Regions from separate parts of the Mus musculus genome. Here regions 1, 2, 3, 5, 6 and 7 are each linked to region 4. The links are chromatin loops, found by intact Hi-C in ENCODE. Cell type or tissue: heart. All regions are shown on one strand.

Region 1 (4,000 bases), 190 kb before region 4:
CAGTCAGTACTGGAGTTCAATTAACTTGGCTCCCAAGAGCTTACTTAGAAAAAGATTCTGTGAGAGGGGATATATATTATAGTAAAAAGAAAATGAGTTGGAGAGAGATTGTCTTAGTCAGGGTTTCTATTCCTGTACAAACATCATGACCAAGAAGCAAGTTGGGAAGGAAAGGGTTTATTCGGCTTACACTTCCATACTGCTGTTCATCACCAAGGAAGTCAGGACTGGAACTCAAGCAGGTCAGGAAGCAGGAGCTGATGCAGAGGCCATGGAGGAATGTTCCTTACTGGCTTGCCTCACCTGGCTTGCTCAGCCTACTCTCTTATAGAACCCAAGACTACCAGCCCAGAGATGGTCCCACCCACAAGGGGCCTTTCCCCCTTGATCACTAATTGAGAAAATGCCTTACAGTTGGATCTCATGGAGGCATTTCCTCAACTGAAGCTCCTTTCTCTGTGATAACTCCAGCTGTGTCAAGTTGGCACAAAACTAGCCAGTACAGATATCCTAGTGATTAGCAGCACTTACTGCTCTTCCAAGGGACCCAAGTTCAGTTTCCAGCACTTCTGTGGGACGATCACAGCCAGCTGTGGCTGCAGCTCTAATGCCTCTTTTGGTCTCCACAAGTACATGCATATACATATCACACACACACACACAAACATATACATAGAACACAAATACATACTCACACCTGTACATACACATACACACAATCACACACAAAATATGTTCTTTACAAATCAAAGTGATTTGTTGTATTTATAAAACTGTTAACATCCCCCTTTAAGCCTTGTAACTTCCCACAGAACTGAGTCAGGCCCACTACTGCCCCTCATTGTTGAAAGCAAAGGAATGGAGATGACTTCTGATGTACTGGGGCATCAGGCAGAGACGGGGTGGGAATCACACTCGTGAGCTCGCAACGTGGCTCAACAGAAACACTTGCTGTACAAGCTGGACCACCCCACTTCGACCCCAGAACCCATGCTTTAGATAGAAGTCTGGTGGTATGGCATGCATCTGTTACCCCAGTCTTCTTCTGGGGAGATGGGAGATGGAAACAGAAGTATTACCCAGAGGCCCATGGCAGGATGGCAGAAACAAGACAGACTCTGACTCAACAAGGTGGAAGAAAACTGACTCTCAAACGCTGTTCTCTGATGTCCACATGATCACCATGGCATCTCATACACACACACCTGCATCTCACACACACACTTGCATGCACACATGTGGGCACACACTCACAAGAACACACACATGTGCACACACACACAGTCACTCTTGAACACACACATGTGCACACATACAAGTGCACACGCACAGATACACACACACACATACACACTCACACTCCAAAGGTTTTATTATAAAAGAACTCATACTTATGACCCAAGGGTAATGGCATGTTTCTTTAATTCTAGCACCCAGAAAGCTGAGGCAGGGGGATCACCACAAGCTTGGGGCTTTCGGGGCCTTTTTTCCAGTAAGAGCCTGTCTCAAAAGGTAAAAACAAGTAAACCCAAATCATTCGTTCATTTGGTTGCTCCCTGGTTGTCTCTCATTTCCGTTTAGAGACATGGCTCTCCAGGACAAAACACATTAACATGGTACTCTAGTTTCCAGTGATAACAACAGTGGAATTGTCCTTCTTTCTCCTGAACCACCAGCTACCTGTGGGCTATGTGCAAATACTGGTTGGTAAGTACCATGAATCACTGTCCCCTCCTTTTGAGGAAACGGGGAGACATCGGTTCCTCCGGCCATGTGTCATTAAATCATAGTGGGGGGAAAGGCTTTGCTTTATGCTCCATGCAGAGTGACTTTTAAAATTTTCGTTGATACTTAGGTGGCATCCAGAACCAAAATAAATTATAAACCCTGGTAAATTTAATAAGTGCAGTTGGGACAGAGTGGAGCATGCTGAAATGTTACCAAAAGATCAGGATTACAAAGCATGTTGAGATATTTTTATCGCCTTCACTTTCCAATTTAGTGAGTGTGTGTGTGTTTGTGTGTGTATGCGTGTCTCAGGGGACAACTTGCCTGAGTCGGTTTTCTCCTTCTACCTAATGTGGATACCGGGAATCAAACTCAGGTTTTCAGGAGCCCTGGTGGCAAACTCCTTCACCTGCTAAGCGAGCTACCTTTGCTGTTATTGAGGTATGACAAATCCTGAGTGTCCAGATAATTTCAGGTTGAGAATGAGGAAGAAACTCACACATCTTCCACAAGCCTTTCTCTTGAGGGGCTCTTCTAATGACTCTAACCACAGCAAAATGTCCCTGACAAGGTTTTCTCAGGGTTCTTTATGTTACAAGGATGAGCGCTCCTTGGAAGCAGGCTAATGTGAATTGCTTGGGAAACAGCGACACCTTCTGGTAGTTTGTAGATTAAATAGATTCACAGCATATACAGTTTCCCCCAGAAATCAGCTAGCCACTGACTTCAAATAATATTATTTCTTCTAAAATGTTTCAACCCCCTGTGAATTCTTAAATTTCTAAAATACTTTAATTTAAAATATTTCAAAATATCAATGGTCAGATACAAACGACACTGTCGATTGTTTCGGTATTTGCTTTGCTGTTGCCTTAATGCCAAATATTTTAATCCAACACTAATTCCACTTTTCCTTCTCATCAAAAGTTTTTGAAAGAGAGCTGGGGTGATGGTCCAACAGGCACAAGCTCTGGCCACACAAGCATAAGGACCAGAATTGTAATACCCAGGTCATGGTGGCCACCTGTAAGCTCAGCACCCTAGAGACAGGGTTAACTCCAGAGCAAGCTGGCTAAAGTGAGATAGATGCTGCCTCAGAGTAGAAGACAGAGAGGGATAGAAAAAGGTGCCCAGTGCCAACTGTCTATACCCAGACATATGCATGCCCACACATGTGAACGCACACATATACACATGCACACCACACACACAACAGATCATAGAAAAATTATCCAAAGCCAGGTGTCCATGGTTCATGCTGTTTATCCCAGCATTTGACCAATGGAAGCAAGAGGAATGTCAGGAGTTCAAGGCCAGCCTGGGCTATAATGTGAAACAAAAGTTAATTGCCCAACCCATACAGTGGCACACTCCTGTGATCTCAGCCCTTGAGGAAGCTGAGGCAGGAGGATTTCAAGTTTCAGACCAGCCTAGGATACATAGTGAGACCGTGTTTAAAAGTAATATTACCAGATGGTACTAGAGCATGCTTTTAATTCACTCAGAAAGCACTCAGAAAGCAGAGGGAGGCGGATCTCTGGGAAATCAAGATCACTCTGGTCTACAGAGTGAGTTCCAATACAGCCAGGGCTACACAGCAAAACCCTGTCTCCAAAAGTCAAAACAATAATAGAATAAATAACAATGATGAAGATAAGCAAGTTTGGTCAATTCAATAGGACCCCTGGTTTCAGAAGGACTTGGGGAGTTATCTCAACCAATCCCATGCCCAGGATTTCCAATTCTGAGAAAACGTGGCTCCTCCGTAACCCTATTACCACAAGCACCCTTCTAAAAGTGCTCTGAATGCCCAAGCTCAGGCAGGCCCTGTCTCCTCTGTGAAGACCTTCCCTAGACTAGCCCAAGTGTTGGCTTCCTGGCTCCCAGCTGCAGCCTACTTGGTGGCTCTCTCTCTCTCTCTCTCTCTCTCTCTCTCTCTCTCTCTCTCTCTCTCTCTCTCTCTCTCTCTCTCTCTCTCTCTCTCTCCCTCCCTCCCTCTCTCTCCTCTCTCCTCTCTTCTCTCTCTCTCTCTCTCTCTCCCCCCCCTCTCTCTCTCTCTGCCTGCTTACCAAGCTGCCTGCCCAACTTAGTGTAAACCTGGGGTCCAGGTCCTGGACTGTTCACATTTGTGCCCCAAGAAATTCACAATTCTGAGTCTGCAACAAGCTTATTTTTGAAAAATGAATGCATTCGAATTGTGTTGGGTAACAAATTGTATATTTGTTTTTCATTCAAGCCCTTTGAAGGCACCCTGCACTGTGAGTGTCAAGGG
Region 2 (4,000 bases), 86 kb before region 4:
CTGCCAACCTGGCAAGATATAGAATCAGCCAGGAGACAGATTTCCATGCATGTATGTGCAGGATTATTCTAGTTTGGTTAATTGTGTCATGAAGACCTGTACTGGCTTCCAGACTGAAATGATTAAGTGTTTCCTGATTCCCGACTATGGAGACTTTGTGACCACTTGCCTTCATCACCTGCCACCGTGACTTCCCCATCATAACTACACCTTCCAACTGTGAGCCAAATACAGACACTTTCCCCCTTAAGAGAATTTTGTCAGGTATTGCATACAGCAATGATAAAGGTAATACAAAATATTGGTACCAAGAAGCGGAACTGTTCCTGTGATAATCCTAGCCATGTAATCCTAGGGCTTTGGAACTGCTTTCCAACAGGGAGGAAAGGCCGCAGCGGCAAGCAAGAAAAGCAAGAGAGGGGGCTGGTGAGATGGCTCAGTGGGTAAAAGCACCCAACTGCTCTTCCAAAGGTCCGGAGTTCAAATCCCAGCAACCACATGTGGCTCACAACCATCCGTAACGAGATCTGACTCCCTCTTCTGGAGTGTCTGAAGATAGCTACAGTGTACTTACATATAATAAATAAGTAAATAATAAATCTTTAAAAAAGAAAAGAGAAGCAAGAGAAGAGAAGGTATTTCTGGAGGAGTGGGTTTTTTAAGGACAAAAGAAGGGAGTCTGTGTGTGTTCATAAAGCCCAATTGGACGTATTAGCAGAATAATGAAGTTTGTTTGTTGGAACTTGGTGTTTTGCCTCAGAAATGAGTCAGTGGCCAAATAATGGAATAGACTTTGGGGGGGGGGTAGCCTTAGGAATGTAACAGGATTTGACCAAGGAGAGAAAAAGGCGGGGGGGGGTGTATAAGAGCAAAACCTGTCTGATCCAGCCCCTTCAATGTGGATGGCTAAAACGAATAATGGACTGGATACATTGTGCTCTATGAGATGGCCATGAGCTTGTGGGGACAAGGACCAGAAGGTTAAGATTTAAAAGTGACTGCCATGTTCACAAAAGATAGTTTGTTTATATTGATTACTAACATAATAGGATCTAGACTCCCCCTAGAGACAAATCTCTTGGCATGTATGTAAAGAATTTTCTGCATTAGATTGACAGAGATCTGAAGACCCACTCTAACTGCCAGACTGAATAAAAAATAAACAGAGAAAGCAAGCTGATCATAAGCTTTCCTTGCACTCTGCTTCCTGACTAGAGATCCTGTGTGACCTCTGCCTGAAGATGCTGGAACTTACTCATCATGATAGAATGTACTTTCTTTTCCTTCCAGACAGGGTTTCTCATTACTGCTCAGGCTGTCCTGGAACTCGCTCTGTAGCCCAGGCTGGCCTCGAACTCAGAGATTTACCTCTGCCTCCTGAGTGCTGGCATTAATGGCCTGAGTGACCTTGCCTGGCTTGATGGATTTCAGTCTGTGAGCTGAAACAAACCCTTTCGCATGTTGCTTTCATCCGATTTATTTTATTTTATTGTTGGCTTCAGGGTGGACGCTGAGAAAGCTCACTTCAGAGACAGAAGCTTACAAATGACAGCTTTATTTTCTGAGCACGCAGGGAGGTGGTTAGCTCGAGACCTAAACCAAGTCCCTAAAGGGAGATTGTATAGCATTTTTAAAGGACAGGAACACAAAAGGGGTGCGCGGGAAGCTGCAGTGCTACCCAACTGTATTTTGACATTACAGGTTAAAAAAGGGAACACCCATGCTTGGAGACTGGACTGTATCCAGGGCTCATGTCTTCAAGGTCCTTAATTCAACTTTTGCAGTCAAGTTTCCTCCTGGACTATGGCCTGGAATTTTAGAATGATAAGGGAACAAAGGAGTGAAAAACTGCACATAGCCAATTAGGGCATAACGGACAACTGCTTATATATTTTTATAATTTATGCACCTTGGTTTAGATAACAATAATCTCTATATTCTTTACCAGTTAATGATCAATTAAGAAAACTTTTGGAGGGGCTGGAGGGATGGCTCAGCGGTTAAGAGCACTGACTGTTCTTCCAGAGGTCCTGAGTTTAATTCCCAGCAACCACATGGTGGAGCACAACCATCTGTAATGGGATCTGTTGCCCTCTTCTGTGGTGTCTGAAAACAGCGACAGTGTACTCACATACATGAAATAAATAGATAAATCGTTTTTTAAAAAGATTTATTTTTTTAAAAGAAATCTTTTAGAGAAGTGGGACAGGTGTTCGTTCCTAGGCCTGGGAACATGAGCTTGTTTGACCCTGCCAGCAAGATGAGAACGTTGTCCTTGAGATGGCTGGGCTCAGACAACTGTCTCCTTATAAATCATCCTTGAAATGTTTGGACTAAGACAATTGTTCACAACAGAAGCTGTTCAGCTATAGAGAAGTCCTCAATCCCTAGGGACTGGGACCTTGAATTTAGTTTCTCCCTATGAGTAAATGGAGTCTCAAAAAGAAATGGCAGTACTTAGAATAAGTTTCTCTTGCTTGTTCCCAACATTTACCACAGCAATGAAATAAGTAGCTGATAAATTTCCTCAGATCACTCATCATAGAAATAGCCATGGCTTGTTAATACCTGTGAAATAATATCCTTATATCTTCTTATGATATCATAGTCTTAAAAATATTATTAGCTGGGTGTCATAGCACATGCCTTTAATCTCAGCACTTGGATGAGAAGGCAGGTGGATCTCTGTGAGTTTGAGGCCAGCCTAGTCTACACTGTGAATTCCAAGACAGTCAGGACTGTGTAGAGAGAACCTGTCTAAGAATAGTTTTCATTCCATCTGTATAATGTCCATGAACTTGTGGCTATAAAGTGCTCTTATCTGCTAAGCCAAGTCCTCAGTCATAATTTACCGTCTAGCCCATGTAACGGAAGCATGATAGTAAATGCCTGACAACCAGCTCTCTAAAGAGGAAATAAGCCTTGGTTTGTAGTGTTTAATAATAATTGTTATTGTGTCACTAGAAAACTATTATTATGGCAGATTTCAAACCATAGGGGAGTTACCAAACTTTTGGGAAAAGGAGACAATTGATCGTTGGGAGCAAGACAAACCAAGCTTCAGCACGAATTGTTCAATAAAAGCTCCGACTCTCTTCGCCCTCACACCTTCCACACTCAATTCCCATGCTTTCTCACAAATCATTTCAAAGACAAATGTATTTAAATGATGCGTAATTTTAAGAGCGTTTAAGCGTGTCATATGAGTCTATGATGTATTCATCATAGACTCAAGTTCCTGTATTAATGTTATTTAACAAATCTTTGATCCATGTGCTGGTTAAGTTTTTTGTCCATTTTGCCCAAAAGTAGAGTCACCTGGGAAGAGGGCATCTCAACTGAGGAATTCTTCCATCCGATTGGTTGGCAAGACCGTGCTCACGTGTCTATGCGGCATTCACAGTTGCTGATTATGTGGGGCAACCCAGCCCACTGTGAGCTGTTCGGTCCTGGGCTGGTGGGCCTGGGTAGGGTAAGAAAAGCTGTTGAGCAAGGGAGGAAGGGAGGAAGCAAGCAAGCGGGTAGACAGTGCTCCTCTTCTATGGTGGTCTCTGCTTCAGATCTTGCCTCCAGGTTCCTGTGTGGAGCTCCCGCCTCGGCTTCCCTCAGTGATGGACTCTCACCAAACAAGCCCTTCCCTCCTTCTAGTTGTTGTGATTAATATTTTATCATAATAACAGAGGCAAATTAGGACAATGGTCGTTATGAATTTGTTATGTCAATCATATTTTCAACCTTTTAAAAATTACAGCCCCCCGCCCCCTTTTCTGGTCCTATGGATCAAACCTCATAAGCTTATGGCGTTTCTAGGCAAGTGCCCTGCTGCTGAAATTAAAATTTACAGTTTGCAAATTAAATGTCAATCACTAAGCAGGCAAATTCATTTGAAAGCACGACTACATTTTTACTACTTTGAGGTAATGTGCATTTTCTCTGTCAGAGAAGAGCAAGCGTGAAACTATTATCACTAATTTTCCACATCAAGACTGTAACTATAATT
Region 3 (4,000 bases), 180 kb before region 4:
TTATGGAACAGTAGTTAAAAGAAGCAAACATTAACTTCATCCCCCACTCACATTTTACCATTATTTTCTACTGTTAGTGTCTGTCTGCCCAAATGATGATGATGACGACGAGGAGGACAACAATGACGTCATCATCTGGGGCCGTGAAAGTCTGATGACCTGAATCCAACCCCAGAACCAATGTAAAAAGAGCCAGAGGTGGTGGCATATGTCTATAAATCCAGCAATCCTACAACATGGGGCAAAGACGAGAGACTCTGCTGGAAGCTCCAGGGCCAGAAAGCCTTTAGTGCACAGCACAGAAGCAAGAGACCCTGCCTCAGCAAGGTGAAGGAGGAAGCCATCTCCCACAAGCTGTCCTCTGAATCACCCTTAGTGCTCTGTGGCATGCACATGTGTAGACATCACACACACACACACACACACACACACACTCATTCTCTTTCTTTTGCCCTTAAATATACAATCAATCAATAATTTTTGAAATGTCTATATATTTTTTTGTTTTGTTTTGTTTCAATTCAACGTTTATCCTTTGGGCCAGCAGGCTGGAGAGATGGCTCAGCAGTTAAGAGCACTTGCTGCTCCCCCAGATGGCTAAGTTCAGTTCCCACTACCCACACCAGGTGACTCGCACACACACTTGTAACTCCAGTTCCAGAGGCATCCAATGCCCTATTCTGGACTACAAGGGCACCCACATGCACAAACACACACACTGGTACACACACATACATATAATAGATAAATCAATCTTGGGGGAAATATTTGGACCAGTGAGATGTCTCAGCAGGAAAAGGTACTTGTTGCAGACTGAGCTCCACTCTCTGGTCCCCATATACTGGAAGGAGAAACTTAATTATATAAGCTGCCCTCTGATGTCCACATATGCCATGGTTCATATACAAATGAAAACAATCCATCGATCTTCCAGAAAAATCCATCCCGAGCTGCCCCGCGCTCACAGTCCACACACCGCACACGTGCAGCCTGCTCACCTCTGCTGCTCCTGCATCACGTGAAGCTGCTCTAGCTTCGTCCTATGCTCAGACTCCAGTCTGCTCAGCATCTCCTTTATGACGGCAATGAAGGAGCTGAACTGCCATAGTAAGAGATGACATGGTGAGGGCACAGCGCCTTTGCAGCTCATGGCATCACTTCCAACAACTCAGTAAGACAAGCCCAGGGAACAAGACTCGCTCACACACCTAAGCACAACAGGGCCAGCCACTTAAACTAGGAATGCCAGAGCAATGCCCAGTCTCGTGTGGACGTGACACGATGACCGATGAGGTTTTATGTTCCGGACAAGCCATCTCAGCAAGTGTCACGTCGTTATTGATCTAACAGCTGCTTCTCAGAGGTTTTAGGTTAAGTTTACTACGGGCAGTCACACATTGATAATTTGTGCCAACTAGGAGAAAGTTCATTTTCAAATACTTAGAAATCCTCTCTTGCTCATAAAAAACAATGTTTGGCTAGAATAAGCCTGCTTTCTGCAAAGATAGTAGGAACATGAAATGTTCATAATTTACTTTGATAATGGAAGTTTGTAAAGTAATCTAACACTATAATTTAATATAGGTTAAATTTTCATTAAACTTTAGTTTTATGGTACTTTCTAGCTATCATAAAACAATTTATTTGAATGATACTATACATACAAAAACCAGGAACATTGTTCCTCCACTCCATGAACCTTACACGCATGTATGAACATGTATTACAATGTTTTCAGTTTTCACAACTCTTCAAACTAAGTTTTGGACTTTGCTTTTACAGATGAGGGCACTGGACTAAGCAAGACACTCAGGAGACAGTGAAGGGCTGGCATGGCAGTTACAATCCATGCATGCCTCCCAAGCATCCCACTGCCTCTCAGCATGTTCTACCATCAGTACTACTTCATCTTATGAGTGATAGTGTATCTGTTTAAGTACACCATGACTTCCTGCTAATTGGACTTATTTAAAACTAGACATAGCATGGTAACAAAACATTATGTACACAGCTCAAATATGGCAGAGACCGAACCTTTCCAAGGCAACTAACACAAAGCACTGTCAGCACCTCCGAGGCTTTCTGGTGCTATCTTCTGGTTGTCTCCCACCCCTACACTCGTGCCAACACTATTCTGCTCTGCAGTAGCATGCATCAGACAGTTTTCTACATGCATGAGTGACAGCACTCAGTAAAGCGCCCTCTGTACCCAGCTTCATTTGTTCAACATCCCGGGACAGAGCTTGTGCAGAATGGGCTGAATGCTGCAGGTCCCATCCGCCAGTCTTGGATCTGCCTGCAAGGCAAACTTTGGCTATCTTGGAACTGGTAATGGTGGCTTTCAATACTTAATTCTGTGTATAAATATACTCTTTTCTACTTAATATATTTAAACTACTTAAAATCAAAACCAACAGAAGAGGGCACTTTTGAGTTAGCACGTTTAATCATAAAATGAACAGAAAAGCAGACCATAGCCATCCTAAACCAAAGGAAAAGTAATGAAAGGTAGGATTCAAATGATTCTGCAGATAAAAATAGGCCTTCCAAAATCACAAAGCATTTTAGAGAGAACTATGTATCCTAAAATAAGCACCTGGGAATTTTTAAATTTATTCTGTTCTATTTTATGTATATGACTATTTTGCCTGCAAGTGTGTACACAGACCATGTGCATTCCTGGTGTCCAAAGAGGTCAGAAGAGAGCATCGGAGCCCCTCGATCCAATGGTTGTGAACTACCACGTGGGTGAAAGGAAGCAATCCTGTGTCCTCTACAAGAGCAACAAGCTCAACACTGAGCCTTCTCTCCAGCCACTTCCTACTGGAAATGTTTGAAAACATCCTAAATCAGACTGTTTTAGGCAGACTATACTATCCCTCTTCATAGTCACTGTCTCCCATCTGCCAACCAGAACCTGACATCTGAGGTAGAAAGCAAGCATTACATCAAGAAATAAAGCTTTGAAGGATTGCCTGACTACTTCAAAGGAAAGCTTAGGGCTAAGGAACCACACATTTCTTCACCTTCAGAACTCTGCCTGCTCAGTGCTCATCCCCCCACCCCCCCACCCCACCCTCACCCCCGCCGCACACTGCACCAGCCTTCCTCTCCCCCGGCTCTTCTTTCTTCTTTCTTCAGTGCTGTGATTCACTTTCTCTCCATCCTAATTCTAAATCTTCCCTGCCCGTCTCATTAAACAGTAACTTTTCTCGGTCCCCGACACGTTTCATCAGAAAGCAGGTTCTACTGTTCTCTCTTGATCAGACTCTCTCTGGTACCGCGTCATGACTGGGTTATAATGAAGAAGCAGCAGAACGCCGGCCTCGGGACTCTACATGCCATGTCATCGGTGCCCACCCAGCTGTGAGACAACTACCACAGAGCTATGCTGAGACACAATTCCGTAGCAACTTTTGAACACACATCTCTCCTCAAAAATTTACACCTTCCAAGTTAAATACTTAATCTAAAGCATATCGATATCTAAGCCCACCAATAGTACCTTATTTTATTTCATCTCGTTACTCCTTCTCTGGAGCAGGGGGTCTTAAAATGGTTCACAGTTCCCACTCCATTCTACTATTTATGTCGTCACTGTGCTGGGTATGGGTAAGACCCACACTTGCCTCTAAACAACAGAATATGACAAAGCTAACAGGGTACCACACTTTCTTTATTACATAACAAGACACTGACTTCAATCTGACTAGACAAGGCTGTTTGGGAAGGGAACCGTGTACAGAATTGACAACAGCATCTGGCTAACACACAGCTAAGACCCTCAGCCCAACAGCCCAAAGGGAGCCAAATCCTGCCAACAACCATTTACGCAAACTAAGAACCCTACGAGTCCTCATGTGGACCTTCAAATGAGATCCAAGTTCTTGATTATAGTAACAAGTTCAACTAAGCTAAGCCCTGTATGGCTGACTCATAGAAAATGTATGATTAGTTAAGTATGCATTTCTTAAAAATACGAAAACACTCAACTTATGGT
Region 4 (4,000 bases):
ACATATATATACATACAAACATTATGGAATAGTTAAGGTATTTAACATATATATTATATCATGTACATTGTGTGGTTTAAAATACAATCCCTGAAATACATAAAATCTATTCTCTCACTAGCTAACAGTATATAGCATAAGTTGTAGTTATCATGATATAGATTTCTTGAATTTATTTCTCCTACTGGAAATTTATTCCTATCAATAGACATCTGCCCACTTCCTCAGCCACCCTAACGTCTAGTGCCTGGTTTCAGGAGTGTGCCTCTTCTACGGTGAGTATAGCTCGTGCAGTATGTGTCTGTGTGTCTGCTTTACTTCCCTTTGCATTGTGTCCTCCAGACTCAGCCAGGTTGGCATCAATGACGGGACTTTTTTCCAAGTACCGAATGTGTTTCTGTTGTGTGTAAATCACATTCTCCATTTATTAGTGGCCCCTTAGGAAAGTCTCTGTGGTGGGCATAGCATTGCCTTTCTCTGAGGACACTGATTTGCTGTTCTTTGGCTGTCTATCCGGGTGGGAGGTCACTGGTTGTTGTGTTTTACTTTGTACTGTTTTTCATAATAGCCATACTAATCTGTATTTTTACCAACAAACAGTACACATGGGTTTACTTCTCTCCACGTCCTCACCAAAGCTTGTTATTGTTTGGCTTCTGTCTTAGTTGGGGTTTTACTGCTGTGAAGAGACACCATGACCAAGGTAACTCTTATAAAGATAACATTTAATTGGGGCTGGCTTACAGGTTCAGAGGTTCAGTCCATTGTCATCAAGGCAGGAGCATGGCAGCATCCAGGCAGGTAAGGTGCAGAAGGAGCTGAGAGTTCTTCATCTTCATCTGAAGGCTGCTAGGAAACTGACTACCAGGCAGCTAGGATGAGGGTCTTAAAGCTCACGGCCACAGTGACACATCTACTCCAACAAGGTCACACCTCTAAATAGTGCCACTCCCTGGGCTATGCATACTCAAACTACCACATCTTCTTTATTAGAATTTGTGGGCTCTCCCATGATTAGGGATTCTGAGCATTTCTCATGTCCTCTGTAATATTTGCTGTTTGTCAGAACTATCTCTCTAGGCCACGTGAGTACTTTGAAAAAGGCTCTTTCCTGTTACTGAGCTGTTTGGATTCTTTACATATGTCCTGGCTGTGTATCCCCCCTCCCCCCCGCCCCCACCCCCTCCCCCCCTCCCCCGCTAGATACATAGCTGCAAAGTGGGTGCCTTCATTCTGTAGCTCATCTCTTCACAGCCCAGAGGCTTCTCAGTCTGCGTTTATCCTGTCTGCCTGCTTTTGTTGTTCTTACATGTATTCAGGGATTGTATTCTAAACTTTTCTTTTGAAGGCTAATGCCGTAGAACTTTTCCTCCGTGTTTACCACCCCCTCCAGTACATTGATGCTGATTTTTTAAAAAAAGATTTGTTTATTTATATGCTCTGTCTTCATGCACAACTGCACACCAAAGAGAGCATTGGATCCCATTACAGACGGTTGTGAGCCACCATTAGGTTACAGGGGATTGAACTTGTGACCTCTGGGAGAGCAGCCAGTGCTCTTAGCCACTCAGCCATTTCTCCAGCCCCTGACAACTGAGTTTTTAAGTATTGTATCTATTTTGAGTTGATGTTCGCATTTAGTGTATGTGATGGTCCGATTTCACTCTTCTGCCTCTGTTTTTTTCCAGCACAGTTTACTAAAGAGGCTGTCTTTTTTCCATTATATTCTTAGCATTTTGGTCAAAAATTGTTGGTTATAAATTCATAGGTTTATTTGTGGGCTTCCTATTTTTTCATTCATATTTGAATTTGTATCTTTTTCCTTTTGCCACTACCTCATTCTCTCTGTGTGTGGGCGGGGTATGCTTTGCTTTTTAAGTTAACATATGTCAAAACGTTTTTTGGTATATTACATTTATTCTTTTCTCATATCTTAGAAATTTCAAATACTATCATTTGATATTACTTGTAGGAGAGTAGTATTGTTAGTATGAAAGTTATATTTTGTCTAATCAAGGGATTAACTTCTTTTTTAATATAATATTTTTTATTCTTTGAGAATTTCATACATGCATGCAGTGGATTTTAATGATATTTATTGCCCACTCCACCTAATCCCCTACATCCACCCCTGTACTTGTTCCCTTTTTATTCCTGTGATAAAACACCGTGGCCAAGGCACCTTATAGAAAGAAGGCATTGCTTGGGCTTAGCATTCCAGAAAGTTAAAAATCCATGGTAGCAGAGCAGAGGCAGGCAGCAGTCATGGTGGCTCTGACAGCTCAAAGTTCACAATCTGAACTCAGCAGGAGTCTGAGAGAGAGCAAACTACGAATGGTGCTTGGCTCTGAAATGTCAAAGCTTATCCCTAGTGACATATTTCCTCCAGCAAGGCCACACTTCCTAAACCTAGCCGAACAGCACCACCAACTGGAGACCAAATGTCCAAACATCTGAGCCTTTGAGTATTCTCATCAACATACTGTGATATCCAAGGCTTCAGTCAGTCTGTGTTCAGGCCTGGTCCCATCTGTGTAGTGTGTGTCCAATCCTGGTCTTATCTGTGTACTGTGTGTCCAATCCTGGTCCTATCTGTGTAGTATGTGTTCAGCCCTGGTCCCATCTGTGTCCATGTGTGTCCAGTCCTGGTCCCATCTGTATCCAGCCCTGGTCCCATCTGTGTCCATGTGTGTCCAGCCCTGGTCCCATCTGTGTCCATGTGTGTCCAGCCCTGGTTCCATCTGTGCAGTGTGTGTCCAGCCCTGGTCCCATCTGTGTCCATGTGTGTCCAGCCCTGGTCCCATCTGTGTCCATGTGTGTCCAGCCCTGGTCCCATCTGTGTCCAGCCGTGGTCCCATCTGTGTCCATGTGTGTCCAGCCCTGGTTCCATCTGTGCAGTGTGTGTCCAGCCCTGGTCCCATCTGTGTCCATGTGTGTCCAGCCCTGGTTCCATCTGTGCAGTGTGTGTCCAGTCCTGGTCCCATCTGTGTCCATGTGTGTCCAGCCCTGGTTCCATCTGTGCAGTGTGTGTCCAGCCCTGGTCCCATCTGTGTCCATGTGTGTCCAGCCCTGGTTCCATCTGTGCAGTGTGTGTCCAGTCCTGGTCCCATCTGTGTCCATGTGTGTCCAGCCCTGGTTCCATCTGTGCAGTGTGTGTCCAGCCCTGGTCCCATCTGTGTCCATGTGTGTCCAGCCCTGGTTCCATCTGTGCAGTGTGTGTCCAGTCCTGGTCCCATCTGTGTCCATGTGTGTCCAGCCCTGGTCCCATCTGTGTCCTTGTGTGTCCAGCCCTGGTCTCATCTGTGTCCATGTGTGTCCAGCCCTGGTCCCATCTGTGTCCATGTGTGTCCAGCCCTGGTCCCATCTGTGTCCAGCCCTGGTCCCATCAGTGTCCATGTGTGTCCAGCCCTGGTCCCATCTGTGTCCAGCCCTGGTCTCATCTGTGTCCATGTGTGTCCAGCCCTGGTCCCACCTGTGCAGTGTGTGTCCAGCCCTGGTCCCATCTGTGTCCATGTGTGTCCAGCCCTGGTCCCATCTGTGTCCATGTGTGTCCAGCCCTGGTCCCATCTGTGTCCAGCCCTGGTCCCATCTGTGTCCATGTGTGTCCAGCCCTGGTCCCACCTGTGCAGTGTGTGTCCAGCCCTGGTCCCACCTGTGCAGTGTGTGTCCAGCCCTGGTCCCATCTGTGTCCATGTGTGTCCAGCCCTGGTCCCATCTGTGTCCATGTGTGTCCAGCCCTGGTCCCATCTGTGTCCAGCCCTGGTCCCATCTGTGTCCATGTGTGTCCAGCCCTGGTCCCATCTGTGCAGTGTGTGTCCAGCCCTGGTCCCATCTGTGTCCATGTGTGTCCAGCTCTGGTCCCATCTGTGCAGTGTCTGTTCAATCCTGGTTCCATCTGTGCAGTGTGTGTCTAATCCTGGTCCAGAGCCGCTCACCTAGATTCTACCAGGACACACATGTACTGTTTCCCTCACCGAGTCCTTAGGTTTCACTTTGTAAA
Region 5 (4,000 bases), 360 kb before region 4:
TTTTTCAAACTTGGTATGTCAAATATGAAAGATTCCAGATATGGACCAAACCTCCTGACTTTCTCCTAGCCCACATCTGGATTCTCCATTTTCAGTGGTGGACATCCTTAGCACCCAGTTGTCCAGGCTGACATTCTGGTGTGCGGGCCTGTGGGTCTCACTGCTTCTCTTCACCCCAGGGTGCCTTACCTCCCGTAGCTCTTGGTACTGAGTGAGTATCACCCAGTCACCTCCCTTTATCTGGCATATAGCAACTGCTTTCTCATTCATCTCCCTGTCTTGTTTACCTCTCTTTAACCCATTCTCTACCCAGATAAATGACTGGCCCCCATGAACTTGAAATCCCATACATTCTCCTCACTTGTTCCACACCTTCAGAACCTTTCGATGGCTTCTGCCATATGCATGCTTTTCTTTTAAATGGGGACCTCCGCCTCTGTCACCATCAGGGACTGTAGCACACTGAGTCAGTATTTACCAGGTCCTAACGCGCACTACACTCCGTGACAGGTACATTTGGCCACTCCTTTCAATCCCGCTATGTCAAATACCAAAGACACCAGGGGAAACCCAAACCCTCTCCCCTTCCTCCAAATCCACTCATTTCCTGCTGTTTCTTCATCAAGTTTTCTAAACTCCCTCTAGACCAGCAGTTCTCTGCCTTCCTGAGGCTTCGAACTTTTAGTACAGTTCCTTGTGTTGTGGTGACCCCCACCACCACCATAAAATTATTTTGTCTCTACTTCAGAAATGTAATTTTTGCGACTGTTATGAACTGTAATGTGAATAGCTGCTACCCAGGCTATCTGCTATGCAATAGGCAGGTTAATAACTACTGTACTAGCTAGATACAGAAAAGTCAGTAAGCTGCCCAAAGAGACAGAGCTGGTGAGAGGCAGTGCCATGACTTGAGCCAAAGTTGGCAGGCTTTGACTCAGTTTCCCCTGCTTTTCCATCACACAGTTTCCCTCGGCAATCCCATTTTCCCAGTGTCTGTACACCCACGGCTGTCTCTGCTTGGAGCCCCCTCATTCCCTTTGAACTTTATTCTTGTTTATAATTTAAGACAACGTGTGTTGTCTTACTCTAATATTAGTTTGGAGCATGCACTACACATGGTCTCATTCCAGAAGAAGGACTGGTTAGGGAATCAAGGAGACAGGAGAGATATGACTAGCTGATGAGTGGAGATGAGGACCACACTCCCAAGATTGTGCCACCTGAGAATCCATTGCTTTCTTCCTTTCTAAGCCAAGTCTAGAGCCACAGAATTCTTGCTGAACAAATCAGAATAGGGTTGGACTCCCGATGCTTAAGAGTATGACTACCACCTTGTACACCTTATCAAGTCAGTTTGTCAGCAAGTGAAAGCCTCCCTTAGACGAGCTTGAAATCTCTTCCAAATTGAGTCCTTAGCCTCTCCCAGAGATTCAACACACCACACACCACTACCCTCTCCCCCCATCCTTTGATTATGTGTCTGACCCCAGTGGATTCTCTTAACAGCTAAGTCTTTGTTTAACAAGTGGGAGATTACATCACATGGAAGAGTGCCCTTTATCGAGCTGCTGCAGAACTACCCATGACCAGATGAGATACAACATTCAAGGACTGAAGCAGGAACCTGGGAATGCTGCCCAATGCTTCCAACATAGGGTTAGAGAATATGAGTCAACTCTTGACTTTGACATCTGACTCATACAGTATTGCATAAGAGAATACAGAGAGTATTTTCTTGCAAACCTGCAAACCTCCCAGTAAGCCCTCAACGGTGGGGCAGGCCTGTAATTCCATTTAACTGGGAGTCGGAGGGAGGAGGATAGCCCTGCCTAAGCTACAGAGCAAGTTCAAGGATAGCTGGCCACCCAGTGAGACCTGAAAGCTACTACAGAGATCTACAACTGGTCAAAGTGCAGAGTACATGACTGTGGAGAGCCGGGTCGCAGGTGTTACTTCTGCAACATCACCCCGGCACCTAAGGCTCAGGGAAATTACAAGTGCCAGGGGACCAGAGTGTCAGCTTTAAGATAGTGCCCCTAGATGTGTCAGGCACTACAGCCATGCCATCTGAACACTATGGCTGCCCACATGAGTTCTGCATAGTAATCAGTGGGTAAGCCAACATGGATGGGGGAAACTTCCCAAGTCTCCAGCCCTGGATGGAGAGTTGGGGGAAATCAATGGCTGGTAAGAGGGAGAATCCATTTTCTCCAGGAATGAGCCCCCTGATAGGCTATCTAATCCCACGTGGTCAGCCCTAAACCTATACACATAGGAGCAATACTGAATGGATGCAGTAGATATGAAAGAAGAGTTCTGGTGTTCAAGAGTGGAACACAGGAGGAGTTGGGGGAGGGGGTGATGTAAATACACTACTCGTGTATACAATTCTCAAAAAATTAAATAAGTAAAAATAAGTTTCCAAAAACAGTCAAAACAGAGCTGGGGCAAGCACTTGCCTAGGAAATGGTAGTTTCTGGGTCTAATCCTCAGTACCACAAAAATAAAAATGAACATTTACCATTGTTAAGCAGATGAATTGCATTAACAAATTAATTCATCGCGACCTCAGTCAGTTTTAGTCTAGATTAGATGTGTGTCCCTCTGCCTTTACAAAGATATTTTTTATTTGTTTGTTTTAGTTTCATGTGTGTTGGGGGCTGTGCCGCAGTGCCCATGGGAGTGGTGGTGGTGGTCAGGAAACAGCTCTTGGGAGTCAGTTCCTTCCACCGTGTGGGTCCTAGGGATCAAACGTAGGCCATCGGGCTCTGCAGCAAGAGCCACCTTGCCAGGCCAGTGTTGTGTGTGCACGCGTGTGCGTGTGTGCGTGTGTGTGTGTGTGTGTGTGTGTGTGTGTGTGTGTGTTTTACAAGAAAAAAATTCATATTTTGGTTTTGGACACAGGGCCTCTCTATGTAGCCCTGGCTGTCCTGGAACTCACTGTGTAAACCAGGCTGGCCTCTGCCACCCAAGGGTGGGGATTAAAGGCATGTGCCACACCCCAAGTGAAAAGATCATTTTTCTTCCTCCTGGGGGTGGTTATCTGATCAGTGACTTGCCTCAGGATTTTTCTGGACATTAAACCAAAACAAAGATTTGTAATTTTTCTTTCCTAAAAGGTAAAATATTCTATTTTACCTTTAAATTTTTAGTCGTCTTAGCTGTAAATCCCAGCACTTGAGAGACTGAGGTAGGGGGATGTTGAAGTCAATGGGTGGTCCAAGGCATGTAGCAAGACATCGTCTAAAGTCAAGGAAGGCCGTCTTCAGGCCCTTCCATATTCAGGGTCTGCACCCGTAGGGAAAGATCACCTAAAATGCACAGTTGGCCCACAACCTTACTTTATTCTGTGTTTAGAGAGAATCTCAGTAAATTCCTGAAAGTTTTTAACTTGCCGAACAGATTTCTGTGGAACAATTCATTTTTATTGAAATTTCTTCAAAATACATTTTAAGTTTGGAGGGGAGAGGGGTTTGAGACAGTGTCTCTCTGGGTAGCCTTGGCTGTCCTAGAATTCACTCTGTAGACCAAGCTGGCCTCAAACTCACAGTGATCCTCCTGCCTCTGCCTTTCGAGTGCTAGGATTAAAGGCATATGCCTCCAAACCTGGCGCATTTGAATTACCTGGTACGGCTAATCTGTTTCTAGCCAAAGCATATTCATGTTTTTACCAGTATGTGTGCACATGAGTACACTTTCTACTTCCCACTGCTGTATCTCCCATGTCAGCATCTGCATACATCATTAAATAGACTAAAGACTGGGTAAAGAAATGTCACAGAGAGGCGTGTCCTGTCTGGATGTATTTGTTAGAGAATTACCCATTCTGTTTGCCAGTGGCCACACATACTTTTGGTCACTTTGAAGGACTCAGCGTATGAATGAGCAATTTTGTTTTTATTATTTTGAATCACTGGCTTATTTATGAATGGCCAATTCGTCCCAGGAAGTGGCTTTCGAGAGTACTGATCTGTGAGCAAATGTCTCACGAAGCGAACGT
Region 6 (4,000 bases), 78 kb before region 4:
CTTGGCTTTGTAGTTATTTTTATTTTTTTATTTTTTCAAGAGAAGGTGTTGCTAAGTAGATCATGGTGACCTCAGACTTGTAGCACTCCTCCTGCCTCTGTCCCCGAAGGGCTGACATTACAGACCCATGTGTCACTACACCCAGCTTGGTTCCCTTCAAACAGCTCAGATTGCTTTCATCCTTGCACAGTATTTGTGTTAGCAGATTCTTGTTACCCTGGCATGCTTCAAGCATTGTGAACTCTAATGCTGCTTCTTCCCACCTCAAATGGCTACACTGTCTCTCTCTCCCACCTGTTTATGAAATATTTTAGTGATTTATATCTTTTTCAAAACCTGCTTCTACAACAGGTGGCCAGACAATATGGCCCAGACACACCAACAGTACCTACTAGGGCCCCTACCAAACCATCCCTAAGGGCAGACACTATATTTTAAAGATGATTAAAAGTGAGGTTAACGGCTGAGAGAGCTGGCTTAGCAGACAATACACTTGCCATTCAATCATCAGGACTTGAACTTGAGTCTCCAGAATTCACATGAAGCCAGAAGTCTGTAATCCCAGCACTCTTTAGGCAATATGGGAGAGGCAACAAGAGACCAACAAGAGGATCCTAGGAACCAGGTAACCTGGAGTACACAAGTAGCTGTTGAGGAAGAGATAGAAGAAAGTGAGGCACTACACCCAGGGCTGTTCTCTGACGTCCCCTTGTGTGACCAAAGTCACATTCATACATGAAGTGAAACTAAAGCTGAAAACAATCTTTCCAAGTTAACATAGCTAGAAAATATTAGAACCAGGACTTCATTTTGGGCATTCCATTTCAAAATTTCTACTAAGTGTGTCTATGTGTGTGTGTGTCCAGAGGATAACTTTCAAGGGCAGTTCTTTCCTTCATGGTGGTTTGGTCATCAAGTTCAGATCATCAAGCTTGCTTGACAAGTACTCTTGCTGGCTGAGAGCCATCTCACTGGCTCTAGACTTTCTAACTTCTAGGTCTTTAGGTATATTCGGTTAAATATGACATGCTGTCAATTTTACTTCCTTTAAGGTTAGACCAACGAATGGAAACATTAAATTACAGCCGTTAGTCTAAGGGAAGGATCTTGGTAAAAGAAACTGAGATTAAAAAGCTGAAATGGCCAAAAGAATAACATAAACAGAGCTACTTGTAGAGCAGAAAGTTGAGTTCGGAGGAAATGAAGAAGCAAGACTAGGATGTCAGCGAGAGAGGCACAGACAAGATGAAAGGGATGAAGAAAAGATGAAAGCCCAAGTACCAACTAGGAAAGGGCAGCGGAGGACCTAGTGGGAGTCCGAAGTAGGCAGGGCTGAAGATTCCCGGAACTCCCACAGGTCCCGCCCACCTCGAGCTCGCTCCGCCCCCCCGACTCCTCTCCCCGCCCCCGGTCTCTTAGGTGATGCTGCAGCCAAGATGGCGCTGGCGGCGGCCGCGGCGGCCTGAGCGTCATGCTTCGGGCTCTCGGCGGCGGCTGCGGCGGCTGTGGCCTCGGCCAGGCCCTCGAGTCTCTTCTGAGAGTGATCTCTCCGGCGCTTCTCCTCCGGGCCGGTGAGGCGGGACCGAAAGAAGACTGCCGCGAAGTGAGGAGGCTGTGAGGAGCGACAAGAGAGCGGCGCTCCAGCCCGGCGGGCACCATGGCTGGGATCATCAAGAAACAGATCCTGAAGCACCTCTCCAGGTCAGCGAGCGCTCGGGGCCGGTCCCGTCCGCTGGCCGCCGGTTCTCGGGTCCAGGTCGCAGGTTCGGGCTCTGCCGGTGCCGCTGGCGCCCCCGACCGGCCTCCGGAGTCACGCGGAGGGCGGCGGGGCTCGGCGGGCCGGGGTCTCCTCCTCCGCCGGGGGCCGCTCCTGCGCCGAGGCTGGTGACGTCCCCGGCGTCACTCAGGTGCTGGGTGGATGGGGTTGGGCTGGGACCCGGTCCGGCTCGGAAGCTCCCGGGGCTCGGAGCCGAGCGGCTCCGTTAGCCGAGGACTGGGGTGTGTGTGTGCCAGTGAAACGTTAACCTTGGGATTGTTCTCGGTGCCCCCTACCTGGCGTCCCCGCTCCGCTGCACGGGAGGGTGTGCTTGTTTGCACAGTTCGGATTTGTTTTAGGGGAAATTAAGCAGGACTTCTCCGCTTCGGCCAGTTCTCCGTGGAAGTCGTTTTCAGTCCCGCATCGCGTTCGTTCTTGCTGCAGAGTTTTCCGATTTTGTTCCGCGACCCTTGAGTTCAGGGAGTTAACGTCCCTGGTGTTTAAACCCCAGACGTGTCACTCTTTCCATTTCATAACACAGTTTTAGTCAGAAACATGACTCAGTAAACTGGCAGTTTGTTACTGCTCTTGGCTTCTCCATATTTGTCTCAAGAAACAGGCTAAATGTAGGACCCTGTTCCAAGTTGGTGACAGAGAATTAAAAGCTCTTGGTTAGGATCTCTTTCTCTCCTCTGTTATTTGTAAGTTAATGAATGCTTTTAACTGATTAAAGGAACGTTCTCAGGTTTAATGATAGACTTGTATAGTAAACATGTCTTCATTTTCTGGATATGTGTGTGTGTGTGTGTAATACATATATATATATTACAGTTGAGAACATATTGAACAAAACAATACTATGATTCAGCAGATATTTTCCTGACATTATATCTTTATATTGAATAAAATTTAATACACACAGTATGTATACATAAAGTATCAAACTATAGCAAAGTTTGTGACCGTGTGTTTGGTTCTTAGTATCACTAATTAGAGAGAGAGAGAGAGAGTGAGTGTGTGTGTGTGTGTGTGTGTGTGTGTATTTAAACAGGTTAAGTAGCTCAGGCTGTCCTGAAAATAAATCTCAGGCTACCCTCAAGTTCAGTGTCATCCTGCCTCACCTTCCTGAGTGCTGAGATTACAGGTCTGTGCTACCATGCTTTGTTGGATTTTTTTTAATTATATAGATAGTGCAATACTGAGTCATCTTATTTTGAATAATGTTTATTACTTAGGGTGAGTCTGACTCATGAGATACACTTCGCCCTTGCCTATTTCAAGAGCCATAAGAAAATTCAGATCCATAGACACTGATTTTATTGCCCTTTTCTCTCCCAGGGATAATGATACTGTACCACTCTGTATGCCCAAAAGAAAATCTAATTCAGTCGATAAGTGCCTTAGGGCATTATCCTTTAATTCTCTTGTATAAGTCCATTTGGGAAGACCTCTTAAGAGCAGGCGTGTAATGGCTTACTCTGCCACATAGATAACTCCCACATACTTAGAGTTAAGCCCTTAGGATTACATTATAATCTTCCTGATTTCTTACACCTGTGTGGTAAATAGTAATGAGCATTTCATTTTAAATCAGAAAGTTTCTAAAACATAGCATTTTCTTTCTTTTTAAATGGAGAAACCATTTGTAGTTTTTTTTAAAGATTATTATATTTTTATTTATTTACTGTATACATCCAAGTGTGCACATATGTGCCTGATCCAGTCTATGTATGGAACATCTGAGGATAACTGGTGCTCACCTACCACACCATGTGTGAGTTGGAACTCAGTTTCCCAGGCTGGGTTAGAGTGCTGGCCTAGCATGAAAGCTGCCCTGAGTTCAGTGCCTAACACCTTATATACCTTATAAAGCGGGTGTGGTGACAGATTCCTGTAGTCTCAGCGCTTGGGAGTTGGAAGCTGTCAGATTTAGATTGTCCTTGGCAGTAGAGCCTGAGGCCAGCCTGGAATGGTGGAATCCTCTGGGGGAGGGCGTTGGAACCTGTACCATCAGAGAGAGGAAACATTAGGAAAATGCCCAAGTTCTTCCAGGCTCTCCTGCAGGGACTCTTCCAGGAAGAAGTCTGTCTAGAAAAATAGAATGGTCACACTGAGTGAAAGTTGAGATCTTAAGATTGAAACTGGCAATTCTGGAGGCTGGCCAGGACTTTGGACGTTGGCATATTGGACCAGTGAGGAAGAGGAACTGTTTTATAAGAGACTGACATATGCTTTATGCTTTAA
Region 7 (4,000 bases), 170 kb before region 4:
TACATATAAAGTAAGTGACATGCAAGCATTTATAATGGTGTATATAAGCTACCTCCAACTAAAACCAATTCTCTAGGTGCAGTGTGAGCGAGTTACTGCTCACTGTGAAATGGTGTCAGGTGCTGAGCAGTCAAAGACAAACACACGTGTAAGCACTTACAGCAAGGGAAGACGTTTGTAAACAGGCATTTTTAATTCTTGGAATCAAAGCGTTTTTCATGGACGGGTAGTCTATAAGATTTGCAAATGTTGGAATGATGTTTAGACAGAGCTCCTATTGAAAAGACAAATCTGATCAGTCTTAAGGAAAGGCGCCAGACCTCCCTCTCCCACTCAGCTCATCTGTCACAGCACGAAAGAAGCTTCCGTATGCTTCACATTATTTGGTCCTTACACCAATTTGGGGGGATAAAAAAAGAATAGTTATAATCAGTTGAAAAATGTCATGGCTACACAGGGCCTGCAGTAGTGTTTCAAAGGGTTGTAATTACAACTAGTTCTGTTTTCCCTTGAGACACGATCTTTATGTAGCCCAGGCTGGCCTCAAATTTACAAGCCCTCTGCTTTAGCCTAAGTACCCCTAATTATACAGGGCTATAACTGTAGAGAGCTGAAAAGCAGAGGTTGAGTACGGCTTCCGACACTTATGGAATGATTTAACTACAAGGAAAAACTCAACTTCACACTTTAATAAACTTAAAGACAGAAATGCATCAAAAAATGTGACTTGAAATATATGGCAGAAGCAGATATATACAAAGCAGTACAAACCTATAGTCCCAGTCACAGTGTTTTTGAGACAGGATATCATGTAGCCCAAGCTAGCCAACAATTCCTGGTCTCCCTGCCTCTATCCCTCAAGTGCCAGGATTATAAGTGTGTACTACCACAATAGACTCCAACATCTTCTTTTTTTCCCCTGAAACTGAAGTTTCAGGCAGCCATGAGCAGCCTGACATGGGTGCTGGAAACCTAACGAGTGTTCTTTGTAAGAGCAGTGACACATATCTTTAATCCTAGCACTTAGGAGGCAGAAGCAGATGGGGCTCTGTGAACTCAAGGCCAGCCTGGGCTACCAGTAAGACTATCTCCATACAAACAGCACCTGCTCTTAACCTCTGAGCAATCTCTCCAGCCCTTTCCAATTTACTCTTTAGTTAGAAGTCAATATGCAGTAATAACAGTGGGTCAGCAGTATAATTCAATAACTACTAACTATTGAGTTGTATATAAAAGGTTAAGATTTAATCCTAAAATATGCCTTGCTGTTTCTTTCTCCCGCCTTTCAACTTCATGAGGGCAACGGAAGCAGATACTGTGCCTGGATCTGAATGGAAGGAGCCTCCAGAGCTCTGTAGACCATGGGCAGGACACTGTTCTTTATCTCATCAGGAGGGGTTTTGGTTAGCAGCAAATCCATTTTTTGTAGAAAAATTAGCAAAATCTGTGTGAGAAAAGGGAAGATTATGAAAATCTGCAATCTTTAAGAAATTCTGTATCCTCCCAATTTAAAGTGTTTTCAGAAGATTAAGTTCTGTTTGTGGACACTCACCATGTTGCTAGCCTGAAGGCATGGAAGACAAAAACACACAGATCAAGTCTCTTACATGTCTACAGCAATGCTTAATTATCCAAACAAAGACTAACCTCCAAAGAGCTACAGGAACACATGGCTCCCCTACATGTTTCAATTATCCAAAAGAGTGCTGCATTTAAAAAGGAAATAAAAGCCAACAGAAATGAAAACATCTGTGAGGAATTTTTAATTGTTTCTAACATCATTTTGCTAGCTGCCTCTACATACCTAAATTGTAAGAAACAAACCAAAATACTTAAGTGAGATCTTTATTTATTTTATATGTATGAGTGCTTTGCCTGCCAATCTGTCTATTCACTAACATGGAAGCCAGAAGGCAGCACTCGAGTTCCTGACACTGGAGCTACAAATGGTTTTGAGCTGCCGTGTGGGTGATGGGAATCAAACCCAGGTCGGCAGTGCTCTGAACTCTCCAAGTCCCAGAATACTTAGTTTTTCCAATGCTCAATTAAAATTTTTCAGGAGGGCTTATTAATGGAAAAACTAAGAGGAGAAGGAAGACAAAGGTACCTTAGTTTCATTTCCTAATGCTGTGGTAAAAGCAAGTGAAAAATAAAAGAGTTTGTTTGCATCACAGTTCCGGGTGGTGCACTGTGGTGGAGAAGGCAGGCAGCAGGAACCTGGAGCAGCTAGTTACAGCCACACAGACAGAATGCTCACTAGAGCTCTGCTCTCTCTCCTTTGCTTCAGGACAGGACAGTTTGTAAAGTGTTACTGTTGCCCATACCGCAGGGTACAGCTTCCCACCTCAGCTAATTTACTTAAGAAAAGCCCTCCCAAGCATAGTCACAAAATAGCCTAATCCAGACTCTCTCATACTGAGGTTCTTCTCAGGTGCTTCTACAGAGCCAATAATCAAAAGTTACCAAACTAAAAAGAACAGGGTCAATCATGTGTCTTAGGATTTTCATCGTGACTGATGAACAATTTGGGTGACATGCCAACCTGACACTGTGACAACCGTCAGGGAGCCCAGGTTTAAAGCTCAGAGCTCTATCCTGTGACCTGTGCCTGGTTAGTAGGAGCACCGCACAGACTGTCTTCTACATTCTTAAGGAAAGGGAACTGGAGAAGAAGCCACAAGAACTGGCAGCAGGCCTTTAATCCCAGCACTCAGGAGGCAGAGGCAGGCAGATCCATCTTTGTGAGTTTGAGGTTAGCCTGGTCAACAAAGCGAGAGCCAAGTGAGCCAGGGCTACATGGTGAGACCCTGCTGCAGCAGGTTAGGGGTTAGGGACACCAGAAGGCTGAAAGAGAGGGGAGACAACCGCTCACAAGCACACTGTTCAAAATCTCAGAAGGATAGTTAATATGCTAGTTTCTAAAAAGTAAAAAATAAATTCTCCACTTTCACGGGGACAACTGCAACCAATCACAGAGCCGGCCCATCAGACAGTTCATGCTGACTAGTAAGCTACTGCCACCCGGTAGCAGAAACACCTAATGGTGTCTCAGCCAACAACTCTACATGTTAAAATGAGGATAAAAGCTTTCAGATGATGATGACTGCTACATGGTTCTAAAACAGAGATGAACCCAGACTCTAATCCAGGTATGTAAGCCCACACTTCTTAAACTCAAGATAAATATCTACTGTAACAAAATCTATATAATTTATTTCACTTACACATTCACATTATATACATATGCATTGTGTGTGTATGTATATATATATATATATATATATATATATATATATAATTTGCATTTTTCTCATACATACACAGATCACATACTAGTTCTATGATGCTTTACACATTTTCCTCTTTTAATAAAATTATTTATTAGAAAAAAATAGAGACAACTGACATACATCATCTAAAAATTAACTAATGGAGTATCAAGCCAAATAAAAGTATCAAAAACTTGATTTTTCCAAACTGCCAGCTTTTAATTAGGGACAATGTAACACATGCAAAGTCTGATTACAACTTATTTTCTAAGACAATGACTTATAAAAAGCCACAAACATTCATTTGCTAAGTTTAATTATAATATTAGCTTTCTGACTAGTGAAAAAATCTAATATACGTACCTCAAGTATTTAAACACTTAACATTTTTTATTTATTTTTATTTGACATGTATGGGTGTTTTGCCTGAATGTGTATGTCTGTGCCTGGTTCCTGGAGTCGAGTTGGGTCCCGAGGATAGGAGTTACAGATGGCTGTGAGCCACCATGTGGGTGCTGGGAATTGAGCCAGGTCCTCTGCAAGAGCAGCCAGCACTAAGCCATTTCTTTTAAAAGCTCAAAATAGTCACTGTTTTGTTCTTAGGGATAGTAGCTATTACAATAACGCATAAACATTTGGAAGTCCTCACAACATACCTGGATTGGCTCCTGCTGTTTGAATACAGGACCGAGTTCAGGCAGAATTAATTTGATATATTCTTCTTTGGTGCA

What was found. A loop is a pair of places that touch in the nucleus more often than their neighbours do. Peaks named below come from ENCODE experiments on the same cell type or tissue, not always from the same donor. Only the 100,000 strongest peaks of a DNase experiment are listed, where the experiment ranks them.
Region 1: it touches region 4 in a loop (2.9-fold over the local background); 5 of 42 quality-filtered maps call a loop at or near these places.
Region 2: a loop joins it to region 4, with 5 times the contacts of the local background. A loop is called at or near these places in 4 of 42 quality-filtered maps.
Region 3: it touches region 4 in a loop (3-fold over the local background); 7 of 42 quality-filtered maps call a loop at or near these places.
Region 5: a loop joins it to region 4, with 14 times the contacts of the local background. A loop is called at or near these places in 10 of 42 quality-filtered maps.
Region 6: a loop joins it to region 4, with 2.3 times the contacts of the local background. A loop is called at or near these places in 4 of 42 quality-filtered maps.
Region 7: it touches region 4 in a loop (2.7-fold over the local background); 5 of 42 quality-filtered maps call a loop at or near these places.

Annotation. Positions count from the first base shown.
Region 1 is chr10:89,627,916-89,631,915 of GRCm38, forward strand. No RefSeq gene overlaps it. Among named protein-coding and RNA genes, the nearest start is that of Slc17a8, 8.7 kb to the left of the region's middle. In heart, CTCF peaks have their summits at 2,382 (motif pointing left) and 2,581; no DNase peak of the experiment used is centred here.
Region 2 is chr10:89,735,232-89,739,231 of GRCm38, forward strand. Gm30963 (predicted gene, 30963) reads right to left here. Exons shown (of 4, transcript NR_155765.1): 3 at 3,319-3,463; 4 at 1,540-1,808. Among named protein-coding and RNA genes, the nearest start is that of Gm30963, 4.0 kb to the right of the region's middle. In heart, a CTCF peak has its summit at 2,047 (motif pointing left); no DNase peak of the experiment used is centred here.
Region 3 is chr10:89,645,761-89,649,760 of GRCm38, forward strand. Scyl2 (SCY1-like 2 (S. cerevisiae)) reads right to left here. Exons shown (of 18, transcript NM_198021.3): 14 at 999-1,099. Among named protein-coding and RNA genes, the nearest start is that of Slc17a8, 27 kb to the left of the region's middle. In heart, no CTCF peak of the experiment used is centred here; no DNase peak of the experiment used is centred here.
Region 4 is chr10:89,821,693-89,825,692 of GRCm38, forward strand. It overlaps Gm46238, which reads left to right and starts at 1,186. Exons shown (of 2, transcript XM_017314187.1): 1 at 1,186-2,765; 2 at 2,852-4,000. The coding sequence starts at 2,602. The coding sequence ends at 3,914. In heart, a CTCF peak has its summit at 2,433; no DNase peak of the experiment used is centred here.
Region 5 is chr10:89,457,293-89,461,292 of GRCm38, forward strand. All of the region lies in intron 7 of Nr1h4 (nuclear receptor subfamily 1, group H, member 4), which reads right to left. Among named protein-coding and RNA genes, the nearest start is that of Gas2l3, 15 kb to the left of the region's middle. In heart, no CTCF peak of the experiment used is centred here; a DNase peak (open chromatin) is centred at 1,579; H3K27me3 peaks cover 362 bases.
Region 6 is chr10:89,743,588-89,747,587 of GRCm38, forward strand. It overlaps Uhrf1bp1l (UHRF1 (ICBP90) binding protein 1-like), which reads left to right and starts at 1,404. Exons shown (of 21, transcript NM_029166.2): 1 at 1,404-1,701. The coding sequence starts at 1,658. In heart, a CTCF peak has its summit at 1,798 (motif pointing left); DNase peaks (open chromatin) are centred at 1,384 and 1,974; H3K4me3 peaks cover 1,773 bases; H3K27ac peaks cover 1,152 bases.
Region 7 is chr10:89,652,783-89,656,782 of GRCm38, forward strand. Scyl2 (SCY1-like 2 (S. cerevisiae)) reads right to left here. Exons shown (of 18, transcript NM_198021.3): 9 at 3,926-4,000; 10 at 1,322-1,444; 11 at 161-274. Among named protein-coding and RNA genes, the nearest start is that of Scyl2, 32 kb to the right of the region's middle. In heart, no CTCF peak of the experiment used is centred here; no DNase peak of the experiment used is centred here.